Regions from separate parts of the Homo sapiens genome. Here regions 1 and 3 are each linked to region 2. Evidence: chromatin contacts called from ENCODE Hi-C or POLR2A ChIA-PET data. All regions are on one chromosome and are shown on one strand. The core of a region is the stretch at or near the end of the contact, and the rest is flanking DNA. Distances in the headings are between cores, read along the strand shown. Region 1 overlaps LOC124901329 (a long non-coding RNA gene). Region 2 holds the start of ELOVL5 (ELOVL fatty acid elongase 5). Region 3 holds the start of LINCMD1 (long intergenic non-protein coding RNA, muscle differentiation 1).

What was found. Hi-C counts contacts between places; a loop is a spot of excess contacts on that map. ChIA-PET counts read pairs that join two places held with the same protein, here RNA polymerase II (POLR2A). Pooled maps may share reads with other maps.
Region 1: a loop to region 2 is called in a map of naive thymus-derived CD4-positive, alpha-beta T cell, with 2.4 times the contacts of the local background. The contact joins the enhancer-like site here to the promoter of ELOVL5 in region 2. A Hi-C loop is called at or near these places in 1 of 168 maps with a recorded cell type or tissue (naive thymus-derived CD4-positive, alpha-beta T cell), 3 of 37 single-sample maps with no recorded cell type and 11 of 50 pooled maps. POLR2A ChIA-PET finds 5 or more read pairs at or near these places in 1 of 52 experiments (activated B cell).
Region 3: a loop to region 2 is called in a pooled map, with 3 times the contacts of the local background. The contact joins the promoter of LINCMD1 here to the promoter of ELOVL5 in region 2. A Hi-C loop is called at or near these places in 2 of 37 single-sample maps with no recorded cell type and 5 of 50 pooled maps.

Annotation. Positions count from the first base shown.
Region 1 is chr6:52,302,689-52,306,298 of GRCh38, reverse strand. The region is part of intron 1 of LOC124901329 (a long non-coding RNA gene); the gene reads left to right. Among named protein-coding and RNA genes, the nearest start is that of MCM3, 20 kb to the right of the region's middle. RefSeq lists an enhancer at 89-158 and a silencer at 1,814-2,108. Within about 2 kb of position 1,503, at least 6 of the 41 ENCODE cell types and tissues checked have a DNase peak (open chromatin) inside an H3K27ac peak, as active enhancers do.
Region 2 is chr6:53,347,204-53,350,992 of GRCh38, reverse strand. ELOVL5 (ELOVL fatty acid elongase 5) reads left to right here and starts at 2,043. Exons shown (of 8, transcript NM_021814.5): 1 at 2,043-2,176. RefSeq lists a silencer at 2,203-2,642.
Region 3 is chr6:52,149,470-52,153,020 of GRCh38, reverse strand. LINCMD1 (long intergenic non-protein coding RNA, muscle differentiation 1) reads left to right here and starts at 1,998. Exons shown (of 3, transcript NR_131248.1): 1 at 1,998-2,139. RefSeq lists an enhancer at 1-170.

The DNA.
Region 1 (3,610 bases), core at 254-2,753, 1.0 Mb after region 2:
CTCTCCTGGTGGGGTCCAGTGAGAGCAGTCTAGCACTGCTTGGAGGGACTTTAAGTGGCTTTATGAAAAGGCCTGCCATCTAAGATGGTAACTTGAGTTAATAACTAAGGAGGAAGCAAAGGAATTCATGTAGCACAGAGTTGTGAGCCCGATGAAGAGGCGGTATTGCTAAAGTCGGATCATGATGTCTTACATCAAAAGAAATCATAAGGCAAAGAAAGGAGAACAGAAACTCTCATTTCCTCTTGATCACTGTCGGTTGGCTAAGTTGTCATTTTCAAGTGGAAGATGCCAAAAAGTCCAGTAATAGAGTAATTTTTCAGACAGGTAGACAGGAAGCATACTATTACAATGAGACTACAGTAAGTCTCAAGGTGGTGGCAGTGACTCCCACCTAGATAGAATTTTAGGAAATATGTTTAATTACTACATGAAAAGATTCATGGAAATCATTAAAGTCCTAAGTGCCAGAATATGCAGTCCTGCCCACGTCAAGAATTTGCCAGCAATAACAAGCACAGACTTTCCAGTCACAAACAGCTACCTAGAAAGAAATGACAAAGTACTGATTCTTTTTCCAAGCTGCTGATCCGATAACGAACATGAGATTTAGTATCTATAATGGCTGTCTCACTTCATCTCCTGTGCCTGTCATAATTCCTAGCACATTAAAGGGGCTCAATAAATATTTGTGGAATGCGTTGCTGAGTTCATAATATTTACCACGTTGTATTTATTTTACTACCTTAGAAACAATCTCTAAGACGACAAGTTATAGCCATCTTAGCAGAGATCCTGTGAGATCTGGTCTTTTGAATTAATTTTAAGATGTTACAGCAACTAAAGGCCTTAGTTAGGATTAGGTGAGTCCAACATGCTTGTTTTATAAGGAGAACACTTGGGACAGAGAAAGGGAGGGTAACTTTCCTAAGGTCACACACCCTTTGGAGCTAGAATATGCATGCATCTTCTGACTCCTAGCCCCACCTAGGATGGACACCAGCTCTTAGAGAAAGAGCAGCTCAAAAAACACATCATGATATTATGGAAGTAGATTTTCATTAAGTAAGAAACAGCAGGAAAGCACTGCAGTATGAAAGAGAAAGCACTGCAGTGGTGTGTCAAGAATGCTTTGCAGTCTCAGTTCCTCCATTAGGCAGCTGATTAGACATTCCAAGTGACTTGGCAATGTGAGAGCGCTGAGATCTAGAAATATCCAATGCTAATGTTAAAGTCTATTCTTCCATGTGGTTTTTCTTTCTGAAAACTTTAAGGAATAATTGATTTTTTTTTCACTCCTGTCAAGCAGGTCCTTCCTCATAATAGATTGAAATATAGAGTGAATTTTTTAACTAAAAGGCAGAAACCCGAGATTGAAAAAGGTCTTGGCTTTTTGTCTTAAAACAAAACAAAAACAAAACAAAAAACTAACCATCTTCATGTGCCTGCTTGTGGGGGACGTTAGATGATCAGGGCAAGTAAAACTGGTGAAGCAGTTTGGTTTGTCAGGGCACTCTTTGAATTTAGTGTGTGGGAGGGACTTCCTGTAGAATTTTGCCAATTTTTTTTTTTTTAATTTTTATTTTTGAGACGGAGTCTCACTCTGTTGCCCAGGCTGGAGTGCAATGATGCAATCTTGGCTCACTGCAACCTCTGCCTCCCGGGTTCAAGGGATTCTCCTGCCTCAGCCCTCCCTAGTAGCTGGGATTATGGGCATGCACCGCCACGTCCGGCTAATTTTTTTTTTATTTTTATTTTTGTATTTTTAGTAGAGACAGGGTTTCTTCATGTTGGTCAGGCTAGTCTCCAACTTCTGACCTCAGGTGATGCGCCCGCCTCGGCCTCCCAAAGTGCTGGGATTACAGGCATGAGCCACTGTGCCCGGCCCTTATTTTGGTTTTTCAGGGCACTCCTTGATTTTAGTGTGTGGGAGAGACTTCTGTAGAATTTTGCCAATGTGTTTGCTTGGTGAAGAGAGTCAGAATAAGGGAGGAGACCACCCCTCATATTGTCTTATGCCCAATTTCTGCCTCCAACAAAAGAAGAAGTAAAAACTAAAAGGCAGAAATGAAATCCACAGGCAGACAGCCCGGCGCCGCGTCCTGGGCCTGGTAGTTAAAGATCAACCCCTGACCTAACTGGTTATGTTATCTATAGATTCCAGACATTGTATGGAAGAGCATTGTAAAAATCCCTGTCCTGTTCTGTCTCGTTCTGATTACTGGTGCATGCAGCCCCCAGTCACATACCCGCTGCTTGCTCAATCCATCAGAACCCTCTCATGTGGACCCCTTTAGAGTTGTGAGCCCTTAAAAGGGACAGGAATTGCTCACTTGGGGAGCTTGGCTCTTGAGACAGGAGTCTTGCCAATGCTCCCAGCCGAATAAATTCCTTCCTTCTTTAATTCCGTGTCTGAGGAGCTCTGTCTGTGGCTCGTCCTGCTACAAGAAGGCCAGGAAAAATGAAAAGTCCTTTAGAAGGAAGGGGTCATTAAGGAGAGGAAGTCTGTGTGAGGAAAAGAATGATATCCACACTAAGAATGAGTCTTATTTTCTCTGAGCTGTTTTACTTTGGCTCTTGTATTGCTGACTGATTCTGTAAGAACATGGAGGGAAGATACTGATGTGTGGTTACACAGATATAATTTCATTCATACCTGCATTCACTTCATAATGGAAGGCCTGATATTCATCAACTAACTCAACCCTGAGCTTCCACGGTTACCTGGGGGAAAATTTCATTGACTTTTATTAGGAAAGTCACACACACTCACACATCACTGTACCCAACTCAACTCAAAGGCCTCCACCACCCTCAAAGCATGCTTTCAGCATCAAGCTCAGGGGGGACTGCAACATCTTGCACAAGCTGTCCTGCAAAGGAGAGCCATTGCTGCTGTGCTTGTGGCTGAGAGTGAAGAGGCTGAGCAGGTGGCTTCCCTGGCCCAGACCATGCAGGTCAAACTGAATCAATATTGGAGAACCAAAGCAGGTCATCTGTTCTCTGTTCATAGAGCCAGATGCTTGATCTCTTAGAGCCCACAGGACCAGAGCTCTCTCCACATTGTCCCATCTTCAGCAGGACCTCTGAGTGGGCAGACATCCCCGACAGTTGGAGGCAAACCTTCCTGATGTCTAAGGAGACATTTTACTTTATCTTTGAAAAGCTGGCCACACATCTTCAAAGGAAAACCATCCACATAAAATTGCCTCTGTCTGTGTCTCAGAAAGTAGCTACTGGGTTGCATTGCTGGCCTCCCTGGTGCCTCTGTGTCTTGCTGCTAAGTTCCTTGGGGTAGACAGATCTATTGCTGAGCATGCCTTCTATGAGGTTGTGGATGCCATCTGTGCTATCGCCTGGAAAACCAGCCTGACTTTGAGGAGGTGCTGAAAGATAGCACAGATAGAGAAGTTCTGGACCAAAGATGGCTTCCTAATGTGTGCTGGGGCTTCTGGAGGTACACATATCGAACTGTCCTGCCCCAAAGGGCAGGAAAGTAACTATTGGAACTGGCATCAATACTTTTTCTGTTAGAAGAAATTTAAAAATTTAATAAAGGAAATGGATAGATAACAAAGTGAACAAAAGGAAAATAAATGTAGGATTTTAA
Region 2 (3,789 bases), core at 794-3,293:
CAACGGAGTTTACTACCTAAAGCGGTGGTCTTTAAAGTGGGGTACATATACCCCAAGGATTGAGTGAGATGATGCCATCAGAAAGCAACTACAATACAGGGTGGTGATGCTATAATGGAAACCAAGATACACACATCAACAAAGAACTGTGTAAAAACGCAGCCTTTGGGGGATGGGAAAAAACAGCAAAACGTCATACTTAATCATACAATAAGAAAAATCACTTGATATTTAATGCATAGCTTGACAGTTATATAAGCCTGAACTTAAAGATATTTTGGTCAAATGGGCTTAAAACATTTTATTGATAGGTAAGCACAATTCAAACAAGTGCGGCGTAAAACTTAAGACTTTTGGAATCTCAAGTTAAATTAGAAACTTTTAAAACCTGGAAAGGCAAAACTTAGATGGGATGACAGAGATGAACCCTGGCCTTGGACTACTGGCAGAAGCGTGAAGAATGAAGGAGATATCTCAAAAAAATAGTCTATGCCACCAGCATATGCTTTTCTCATGTCCCTTGATGTCCATAGCAGCATTTACCACTCTGCATTGTAGTTGCTTCCTGACTGTATCATTTTCCAGGCCCAAGAAGTCCTTGAAGGTTTCAAATTTTGAATACCTAACATAGTATCTAGCAAATTGAAGTCATTCAGTGTTTGTGGAGCTCAATGGCAACTGACAATCTCGATTCTTTGTATATGTTTAATTTACTTAATTTGTACATGGTTTGTATACTTGCATTCCTATTGCAATGGCCCACTGCCTGGAACACAGCTGGCACGTGATAAGCATTACATTGTAAATATGTAAAAGAATAAATTTGCCGGCCAGGCTCGGTGACTCACGTCTGTAATCCCAGCACTTTGGCAAGCTGAGGCGAGCGGATTACCTGAGGTCAGGAGTTCGAGACCAGCCTGGCCAACATGGCGAAACCTCATCTCTACTAAAAATACAAAAATTAGTCGGGTGTGGTGGCGCGTGCCTGTAATTCCAGCTACTTGGGAGGCTGAGGCAGGAGAATCGCTTGAACCCGGAAGGTGGAGGTTGCAGTGAGCTGAGATCGCGCCACTGCACTCCAGCCTGGGCAACAGAGCGAGACTCTGTCTCAAAAAAGAAAAAAAAAGAAAAAAAAGAATAAATTTGCCTACATTAAATAGCCGACTGTTAGGTGGATGCACATAGAGGAGTAAGAATACAGCAAGAGGGGCACACGAAGAAAGGCTAAATCTCTGGGGTTTGAATGGGGAAACAGTAGGATACAAAGCTAATGAAGGTCTTTAATTATCCAAATATCAGTGAAAAACAGCAAGGATCTTCCGTTTATGCCCTGAACCCCCTTTGTCTTAAGTGCTTAAATATGCTTAGCTGAAAAGACACTGATTCCATCTTTCCTCATTTAACAATCCTTTAGAATAATTTCTAGAGTAGAAATGGAGTTGATAGTGGCTTCCAAAGAAAAATCAGAATCCCTAAGAAAAATACACGGTAAATCCTTTGCAAGGGAGTTATGGTTACAACAGTTTTGAGTCGTTTTGTTCTTGTTCCTTTATCTTGTTCAACTGCAGACCTTCACTCCGGCGGTCTCCGTGGGCATTTAACCCTTTCAGCTTTAACGATGAAGTGGATCCCCTTCAGCATGACATAACTCATAGAGGAGACCGTAACGAGGGTGGGCTTCTGCCACCCAAATGCGGCCACAGACTCCTGCCACGCCTGGCAGTAAAAAAACCAGAGTTCAGGGCATCGACAACTTCACCGGGGCTATTGCGCAGGCTCTGCGTTCCACGCAGGCTTATTAGGAAGAAAGGGGAAAAAAATTTCCCAGAGACACGTGGAACCGAGGGGCCAACCCCGGCCTAGGCTCTCCACCGCATCGGATTCTGGAATTTACGATCACGAAAGTTCTATTGTCCCGCGATTGGCTCCCGGGCCGCATGACATCATAGCGCTTGATTCATCCTTCGGGTCCCGATTGGCTGGCCGCGCCATTGTGACGTCACGGTCAGCCCACGTTCTGATTGTAGATAGCCGGCGCCTTCCTCTTCCCATCGCGCGGGTCCTAGCCACCGGTGTCTCCTTCTACATCCGCCTCTGCGCCGGCTGCCACCCGCGCTCCCTCCGCCGCCGCCGCCTTGCTGCTGCTCAAAGCTGCTGCCGCCCCTTGGGCTAAAAGGTAAAGCCGTCAGCTCCGGGAAACTTCGTCGGGGGCCGCCGCTCGGCCATGACACCCGCGCGAGCGCGCGGCCGGGAAGCGGTCAGAGAGAACTGCCGTTAGGTCTCGGACCTGGTGCCGAGAAAGAGCTGCCGGGGCAACCCGCGCTCCGCCCGCGGCCTCCAGCTCCGCCGGCTCCGGGGTACAGCCCGGCTCCTCGGGCGCGGGGAAAGGGGTGCGGGTGCGGGCGCGGGCGGCTCGCCCCACGCCGAGGCTGAGGCAGGGCGCTCGGGAGCGTTCTCTGTGCTGCGGTCCCACCTGTGCGCGCTGACAGGCGCCGCGGGGCACGACACCGTGCCCACACCAGACGCGGAGGGATGGATCTGTCCGCCTGGGTCCTCCCGCCCTGCGGGCCGGAGCGCGCGGCGGGAGAGCCGGGGGAGCGCTCTCGGAGGGAGCGCGCTTTCTTTGGAGTCGGCGAAACCCGGGTGAGTTCGAAGAGCCTGTGCGAGGGTCTGCGGGCACCGGGCGCCGCTGGGGGGACTCTCCGGCCTTTCCTTTTTGTCCTGTTCTCTCCGCTTCCGTTAACCCTGCGGACCTTCCGTCCGCCCCTCGGAGGGAAGCCTGCTAGCTCGGGACCGCTTCAGTTTTTATTGAAACCAGACAACGGCAGCCCTTGGTACTCAGGGAGGGATGAGGCTGGTGGGAAAGCGAGAGGGCGGGGACTCGGGGGCGACCGGGGCGGCCCTTTCTGGGAGCCTGATCCCTGGAGAGGCGGGAGCGGTTGGCTGCGAGGGAGGCGCGCGGCGGGGGGGCGGTTGTGCTCTGCGCCGGGGGAGCTAGAGTGTGTGTTGTCTTGCGAGTTGTAAGGAAAAGTGCCTTTTTACTGTTTCCACGCCGGTAAGACTCTCCCACCCCACCACCTCGGGTCGACGGAGCAATGCCTAGAGCAAGAGTTGTTCTTGCTGAACTGCGTCTTGCAACCGTTCCGTGTTCTTGCACTTGGCGGTTCCCCCCGCCCCATCCACAATTGTGAATTAAGCTCCTTGATTGCAAATTTGGAGAATGCATTTGGCCAGTTATGCAAAGTGGCGGAGGTGGCGGGGTCGGGGGCGGGGGGTCTCTTTCGGAAGAATCCAGTGCATGGTTTATTAGCTAGACTGAGGAACCGAGAGGTGCTAGATGGGATTTGTGGGGAGCGAGCAGCCTAATTTGTTTTAAATAGCGGGACCCGTGGCAGGAAGTGCTTCATAGAATTGTACGGAAGAGCTGATGTTGCTTGTCAGGTTTTGTAACTCATTCTCCTAACCGCTTGGCAGATAACCTGTTGGTCTGCACTTGTTTTGCTTGCACGTCTCAGCCAAAAGCATTTCGTGCAGAATCTACAGATAGAAACAGGCGGTTTTGCATTAGATGGCCGTGGACAAACATTTTAGCCTTCCATCTGTGATTGGGGACAAGTGGGTTACTTTTCTGGTAGCTCAGACACTGCCTGGGATTCTCCAGGAAAGCTCTGCACTTGAAAGGGAAATGTTACTCATTTTCCTTTTAGATTTTTACCCTAGATTCTAACTTCTTATTGCCAGGAACTTTTTCTGTACTGTTTCTCTTTTTGCATTTTCGTTTCTATTTCT
Region 3 (3,551 bases), core at 749-3,248, 1.2 Mb after region 2:
GTCTGGATTCCTGCCAGTTAGATAGCCCCGCACTATTTTCCGTCAACTCCTTCCGGGGAAGAGCTCCTTCAGCACGCCTGTGCTATCACTTTCTTCCTCCCAACACTCACCAGATGTGGGGGTGGGGTCCATTCTGAGGGTGACCAAGAGTCGTCATGTTTGACCGGTGTGACATCATGGGCTGCCACTTACTGGCACAGGACTGATGATGATACAGGAACACACATAAAGGGACACAGCAGCAATCACAAAACCACACACCCCACTGGGTGGCCTAACCTAGATTTCTGCCCTGAAGAGGGGCTGTGGCAGGATGAGCAACCGCAACCCGTGGGCAGCAGTCCCCATTCTCTGATTCCTCTTGATTTCTTACGGAAATGGAGAGTTTGGGCTTGTGGGACCTTTGAACATGGATATCAAGGTCATTCAAACTTACCAGAAAACATGTTTTCTTAAAGGTTCTGTCTTTTTATAGTGGTGAGTGGGAGCAGGAATACATTTGCTCCCCTCCTGGTTTAAGGAAAATCAAACAGAAATGTGAATGGAAGTTGAATTCTCCAGGAGTGAATAAGAGGGGACAGTACGATATTTTGACTTTGGAGGCAGGCTATGACTAGAACTCCTTCCATCCTGTGGCCCTCAAAGATGTGTTCTGCAAAGACCCTTGAGGGCAAGGGGATAGGTAGAAAGTTGGATGACAATGTTCACTCATGTTCTCCAACCCTTGCCAGAAGTGTGCTAGCTTGCTCCCCTTCCCTCTCCTCCCCTCCTCTCCTTTTCTTTTTCTTTATTCCTTTCTCTCTCCTTCCTTCCTTTCCTTTACCTTCTTTCTCTCCCTCCCTCCCTCTCTCCCTTCTTAACTTCCTTCCTTCCTTCCCTCCCTCTCTCACTCCTTCCCTCCCTCTCTACCTCCCTCCCTCTTCTTTCCTTCTTTTTTTTTCTTTTGTTTTTGAGACAGGGTCTCACTCTGTCACCCAGGCTGGAGTGCAGTGGTGCCATCGCAGCTCACTGCAGCCTCAATCAAACTCCTGGGCTCAAGCGATCCTCCCACCTCAGCGTCCCCATCCCTGTGCCCAGCTAATTTTTGGTATTTTTTGTAGAGATGGAGTTTTGCTCAGGCTGGTCTTGAACTCCTGAGCTCAAGAGATCCGCCAGCGTTGGCCTCCCAAAGTGCTGGGATTTATAGACAAGAACCCTCATGCCTGGCCTGGCTGGCTTCTTTCTAACAGAGAGAAGACATTATTTAGTCTTAGCCTTATATGTCTTGTCCAGTTTTATCAGGCATTTTAGCCATAATATCCCAAATATGAAAGTGACCCTTTTTTAACACTCCTTTTACCTATACCTGGCATTGTTATCTAATCTTTACCTACATGACCTCTGCCCTTCCAGATGGAAAAGATCCCTCCTGTTAAGGACAGCTGGTATTTGGCCACATCATGTTTGTTTTCTGTTCTGCCAGGTGACTTCCGGGTGACAGCTCTGCGACTGCGCTTCAAGATCACCCTGCTTCTACTCCCAGAGGCATACCCCTAGTTCGCAGGGAAGTTCCATTTCATCACAGACCTGGGAAGCAGAGAGAAGCTTGTTGCCATCCTTCCCCCACACCTTACTACTGCTTTGAACCAGTGTGCTGCATTGAAAGAGATAAGTAGAAATAGTTGAACCAAAAATTACATGATCCCATAGTTTGTGCTTAAAATAAACAAAGAAGCTGATCTTTCAGTGAACATGTTTTTATTGAACACCAACTTAATTTCAGGAACATTTCAGGTACATTGTCAGAAATAAAGACTCTTAAGAATGTATTATTATGTACCCAATACTGGTTTCAGGCCTTTACATGTATTCTCATGAAACTCTATGAAGTAGATATTATTATCAATATTCCTACTTTACAGATGAGGAAACCCAGGCCTGGAGAGGTCAAGCAACTTGCTCAAGTGGCACAGCTGGAGAGTGGGGAGCTGGGACTTGAGCCCAGGTAGTGTGTCCCCAGCACCTTCAACTAAACTCCATTCTGTGCTGCCCTTTGGAACACCCACTCAATGGCCTTCACACTCCATGTCCTACTTGGGAGGACATGTGATCTCAACAGCACTCACAAATGAAGGCTTTCCAGACAGGATATTGAAGATGGTAAGATCAGTCTCATGTATAAAGCATTTTTTAAAAGTAAAGCATATTATATGCTAGTCATATGTACTAGGGTGAATGCATGTATGCTACATGCTAGTAGAATTAATAGTTGGAATATAAAAATACCCTATAGGCTGGGCACGGTGGCTCACATTTGTAATCCCAGCACTTTGGGAGGCCAAGGCGGGCGGATCACTTGAGGTCAGGAGTTCAAGACCAGCCTGGCCAACATGGTGAAACCCTGTCTCTACTAAAAATATAAAACTTAGTCGGGTGGTAGTGGTGCGTGCCTGTAATCTCAGCTGCTTGGGAGGCTGAGGCAGGAGAATCGCTTGAGCCTGGGAGGCGGAGGTTGCAGTGAGCTGAAATCGTGCCACTGCACTCCTATCTGGGCAACAGAGTGAGACCCTGTCTCAAAAAATAAACAAAAACAAAAACAAAACAACAACAACAAAAAACAAAACCCTACAGTGAGCAATGAGCCTTTATGTATTTTTTGAGTTCTTCTCCTATTTTTTTTTTAATTTGGCTCTTTCCTTCTACATACAAGTGCCTGTGGACACAGCATTGTCCTTGTGCTGTTGCCATTTACAGCAGTAAAACAACAGCTACTATTTCTTAAGGGCTTATATTTGGCTCTTTATTAACACTGTCTGTTTTAAGCCTTACGGTAACTGAGGTTGGTATCATTGTCCCCATTTTACAGATGAGTAAACTAAGGCTTGTGCAATGTTAATTGAGCTGCGGAGAGGATATATCACAGCTAATAAATTAGAGGGGCAGCATTCAACCCCAGGTCTTCCTGAATGCAAAGATTTGTGCTAGTAAGCTCTGTGTTCTCCTCTGAGGTCACTGTGGTGGGCTCTAGGCACTTATGCTACCCCATTTGTGTCAGAATACAGCATGTGAACACACATGTCTATAGAATTTTAAACCCAAATATTTACTTATTACTGTCTAAGTTCCAGACACACACCATAAAAGATACAAATCTTAAAAGATAAACTGGAAGGACAGGTCAGAATTCTCCCTTAGTAAAAGGTAGCGATTATGAGAACTTAGCTCATTACAGCCTCCATCTCCTGGACTTAAGTGATCTTCCTGCCTCAGCCTCCCAAGTAGCTAGGACTATAGGTGTGCACTACCGCATTCAGCTAATTAAAACAAAAAAAATTTTTTTTTGGTAGAAACAGCATCTTGCTATGTTGACCAGGCTGATCTGGAACTCCTGGCCTCAAGCAATCCCCTGTCTTAGCCACCCCAAATGCTGAGATTTTAGGCATAAGCCACTGTGCCTGGTGTGACAGGTACTATTATCCCTATTCTACAGATCAGGGAACTGAGAAATGATTGCTTAGTGAATAGATATCTTGGGCTGAATAGATCAATAGAGACTTGATGATACATAATGT